Linked DNA regions of Homo sapiens: region 1 is linked to region 2. The links are chromatin loops, found by intact Hi-C in ENCODE. Cell type or tissue: Calu3. All regions are shown on one strand.

What was found. A loop is a pair of places that touch in the nucleus more often than their neighbours do. Peaks named below come from ENCODE experiments on the same cell type or tissue, not always from the same donor. Only the 100,000 strongest peaks of a DNase experiment are listed, where the experiment ranks them.
Region 1: a loop joins it to region 2, with 4 times the contacts of the local background. A loop is called at or near these places in 6 of 110 quality-filtered maps.

What each region holds. Positions count from the first base shown.
Region 1 is chr6:101,113,787-101,116,286 of GRCh38, forward strand. The region is part of intron 3 of LOC107984041 (a long non-coding RNA gene); the gene reads left to right. Among named protein-coding and RNA genes, the nearest start is that of ASCC3, 230 kb to the left of the region's middle. In Calu3, no CTCF peak of the experiment used is centred here; a DNase peak (open chromatin) is centred at 1,055.
Region 2 is chr6:102,618,542-102,621,041 of GRCh38, forward strand. No RefSeq gene overlaps it. Among named protein-coding and RNA genes, the nearest start is that of GRIK2, 1.2 Mb to the left of the region's middle. In Calu3, a CTCF peak has its summit at 1,255; no DNase peak of the experiment used is centred here.

The DNA of each region.
Region 1 (2,500 bases), 1.5 Mb before region 2:
AATCAAGTGTATTTTCAGAGCAGCAAATACAATATTAGACCTTGAGTATATGGACTGGATAAGGAGGGCAGTGAGTCCAGGTAGGGACTGACAGAAGGTGCAGAAAGTAAAGGGGTTAATGGATTCGAGGTTTCACTGTGGCTGGTGGAATAGGTTAGTGGGTGTACTTGAGAGACTGAATAGGAGAAATATATGTGAGTGGGAGGTTTGAAGTGAGTTTTCAGAAATGTTGCAGCTTCTGTTGATGACAAATGGGACAATGGGAGTAGGTGGCTGAGGTGGAGGGGAAGGCATTGGAGTTGAGGAGGTTGAAGAGCTGAGCAGCCGTGGTTCATCAAGTGGATGTTGATGATATTGAAAACGATGATAGGGTGGGTCTAGAAAAAATTGTGAACAAGAGTTAAAATATTCAACAAATGGTTGTGAATGAGCAGGGATTTGTCAGATGGTTGCAACAAGTATAGTGGGGATAGAGTGACACATCTGCTTAGCAGGAGCTCAAAGGATCAGAAATTTTTGTAAGAGGGAGATATAGATAAGCAACGGGAGGCAAGAAGAGCAGCCATCATGGCAGGGTGTGATCAACAAATGAAAGAGCTTTTCCTCAGGGGGGTTTCAGGGCAAGTAGTATCCAACAGACTCCTTTTAAAACAAGAGGCAAAGAAATGTTCCAAGAAGAGGATAAGAAGAGCTTACTGATTCCAGACAGGAGATCCAGAGGGCACAGTGGGAGGGTTTAGGGGAAAGGGAGAGCAGAAGTGGGAGGCTGGGTCACCTTAGGGGCTTTTTCAGCTAAGAAAGTGCATAATAATATATAACTAGGAAGAACATTTAGTGGCAAAGGAATTGGAAAAGAATCTTTTCCTGTAGTCATCTAGTATATCTGCATTCTTGTTTCACATTTGGCATCATCTTCACTTTTCTGACCCTAATTTGCTACCATCTTTCTTGTGTCCTGTCTTTTGCTATAGAAAGAAAAGCAGTTTGCCAGTATTGGCATTTCTTACCCACACTAGATGTCACTGTTGCTTGCCTCCTAATTTCAGTCCTATGGCTTATTCAATGTGACTGTTCAGTGGCAGTGATCTCTCCCGGCCACCCTTTGCCTTACCCACACAAAGACACACACACAAGATTTAATGAGACTGGTGCTTATAAAACCACTGAGGTGTTAAATAGCTTAGGGTTAAACAGAACTTCTTATGTATGTATTCTAAGAAGCTTATTAGTTTTTTTCTGCATTTAGGAATTAAAGGCTGAGTGAGAACTCAGACTGGAATTCTTAACAGAAAACACATCTATTTCCTCCTGTGAAAATATGGCATTTTATACTTAAATTCAAACTTGGTTAATGAGCTGCCCCCTCATCCTCTGTTGTTGGGAGCAGGAAGCCTGGTGTGAAATCGCACTTGGTTACCTTCATTACCTTGATGTGTGGTGAGTAAATTTCCTGTCCTGAGCCTGGTGTGGTGTTACCATATGAGGTTGTCTTCTATGGTCTGATTTAGGTGTGCAATCCTGGGTGATTTCTTAGTCCGGGGAGCGTGAGAGACCCTGCTAGCAAAGGAGAGTTCAGACTGTTATCTGGGAAACTGGCAGAGGCTACAAACAATGTATGTCCCTTGTACTGGCAGAACCAGAAGTTGCTGGGGGCTGCAGAGCATTTTCTTTCTTTCTTACTGGCAGAATCCTACTCAGGAAAGGGGAGAAACTTTCAGAAAAGGGAGTGAGGGGTGCGTGGTAGAAACCATTATCTTTTGAATCATACATTCAGTCAATTAGTCAGGTAACAAATATTTATTGAACTACCATGTGTCAAGTATTGTTTAAGGCACTGGGGACACACTGGTAAACAAACCTGAATTGGTCCTGCATGCATAGAGCTTAACTCCATTGGGGAATGGGAAAGAAATAAATATGCAGCATTTTTTTTCAGAAAACTGCTCTGCAGAAAATAAAACAGTGATGAGATAGAAAGTACTTGGGTGGTGGTGACATCTAAGAGGGGTCCTGTCTGATAGGATACAACAAGGAAATGATCTGGGGGAAGGAGGTAAGTCATGCAGAGGGAAATCTGACTTGGAAGTCCATTTGGAGAAGTCTTCAGCTTGTTCACACAATAGGCAAGGGTAAAGGCATTCAAGATGGAAGTTGAAGTACAGAGTATGTGGGACCTTGTGTGTCACATGGACGGGGCTTAGATTTTATTCTAAGTGCAGAGGCAGATGAATGAAAGTTTCGTGAGATGCATTGAGGTGATTTGATGTATGCTTTTAAAAGATCACTCAGGATGATGACTAGAGAATGGGTGGGAGCCAGTGTGAAGAGCAGGGAGATCCCTTAGGAGGCATGAGCAGTGGGGCAGGGGAGAGAATGATGGGTTGCGCTAGGTTGCTGGAGGTAAAGATTTGCGATTACTCCTTTAATGATGAGCAACTTTTATGCATTAATCTGACTTCTTATAGTCTGTAACTTGGAAGTTTCAGGATTCTTTTTCCGT
Region 2 (2,500 bases):
AACAGTGTACCAGAAACAGCATTCAGTATAGTGCAAACTTCATAGGATGTAAATGTGTGTGTTCCCATCATATCTGCATTTAATTCAGTACTTTACACCCTGCAAAAACATATAGATCAAAATAGATGACAGTGGTCTATCCTAACCTTAACTGTGTGATAACTTCAACTATGGCTGCCCTAATGAATATGGTATATTTACTAAAACAGATCACGCAACTACTCGGCATGTGGTCATTGATGTATTCTTACTAATCTCAATCCAGCAGGAGAATCAAATTCAGCTTGCATTCGTTTAGAACAGACTGCAGTACACATTAACTTCACCCATTCATGAATTCACACTTCAACAGCTATATTATTTATCCTACTCTGTGTTACAATAAAGTGTAAAGGAGGCTAGATCTGGTGCATAATGTAGAGATGATCGTGCTGGTCTTCTATACTGATGATACCTAAATCCATTGTTAAGTTTTGAGTGGGGCTGAGAGCAAGAGAAGAGCCTGTATCAGTTTCAAACTATGGCACTAAGTGGTGCTGTCACTTGAGCCATCTAATTTTGCAAATGCCACAAAGCTATATATATCTATGGAAGATAAGGGTGTTATGTAGAATCTCTGTCCATCTCAGTAGAGAATTCTGAGATTATCAGGCAGTGTCATATTGGGTGCAACACAGAGTTATTAAGCAGTTGAAATAAGGGGCTATGTTTCTACTCTGACATGTTAGTAGTTTGGAAGTCAACACTCCTATCCTTAAAATAACAAAAAAAAAAAACTGAACTGTTCAAGCTGAAAAACAAGTGTTCTTGCATGTATTGAGATTAGAGGGCAAGCAGATGCCCAAAACTGAATATAGAAGCAGACAGAGAACACAACTTACCTGGAGCAAAAGCCCAGGAGCAGAAGCCATTGCTGGGGCCAACATCAGTAGAAACACTTAAACTATAATTGAAGACTTATAGGAGGCTCACTGTGGGCCATCTTCAGATAGTCAGACTCTGAGGAGTCCAGCCACAAATGAGTTTTATTTTCGAGAAGTCCACCATGCTCTCATATAAAACTGGAGAAATTTTTTTTTCTTGCTTTGGGAGGAGAAAAATAATGCTCTGACATATGCCCAGATAATTCCATTCTCCTTAATAAAGGCTTTCCCTCAAAAGAAACTATTTTACTAAACTCACCAACCTTGGCTTTTACTCGTATAACCAAAGGTGGGGGGGAAAAAAATACATAACTCCAGCGCCCTCTAGCTTTAGACATGGGGGAAGAGAATTAATAATAACAGTTTAACACTGGTTCATTCCTCTGTATCACTGAGTAGTGTTTCATTTTATGAATTATAACAGCTTAACAATTTACCAGTTGAAGGGGATCTGGATTGTCTGCAGTTTCTGGTAATTATGAATAAGATACTGTAGATATCTGTGTACCATTTGGAGGATGAATATAAGTTTTTATTTTTTATGGAGTGATATCTAGATGTAGGATCACTGAATTATGAATTACATTGTAGGCATATATTTAACTTTATAAGAAACTAACAAATTATTTTTTAGCTGATTAAATGATGACTATACTATACTATAATGTACTATACTCTACTATGGCCCAGTAAGCAATATAAGAGATTTCTATTTGCTCTGAGTTCTTGACAGAAACAACCAAAATTGTGTACATATATGTATAGTAAGTTATATATAATAGTTATATATAGTAATTATATATTTTTATATCATGTATATGTAGTAATAACTTTGTGGTGGTATCTTATTGTGGTTTAAAATTTGCATTTTTTGTGGTCATTTGACACCCATATGTCTTATTTGGTAGAGTGTTTGTTCTTATTTTTTGCCCATTTTTCAGTTGATTATTTGTTTTTATTTTTGAGTTTTGGGAGAGTTTTATATTTTCTTGATATAAACCTCTTTATTAGAAATGTGATTTTCATATATGTTTTCCCCATGTGTAGCTGATCTTTTTGACTATGAAGTTATTTTGTAGAGGAAAGCTTTAATTTTGATAAAGTCCAATTTATCTTTTCTTTCATTAATTATGCCTTTGCTGTTGTATCTTTAAAAATCACTCTCAAGGCCACAGTCACACAGAATTCTTCCTTACTGGTGTCCAGTTCCATCTAACCCATGTGAGTCCATGTTCGTGTCTTTTATTTCCTTCAAGCACTGTCTCTCCTTAGATTTTGAGACAGTTTACTGCTCTGCTAACTAAGCATGCTCTGAAGCATTAACAAAATTCATCACTTTAACCACTGTTCTATTATTTTTTGATGGGAGGGGAAGACTGCTCACAATACTGATTCCAGCTCTCTAATCACAATGAAAGATAGGAATCTATATACAGATTCTTTTTCTTTTTTTAAAATTTGTTATTTCCATAGGTGTTTGGAGAACAAGTGGTATTTGATTACATGAGTAAGTACTTTAGTGGTGATTTCTAAGATTTTGGTGCACCCATCCCCTGAGCAATGTAAACTGAACCCAA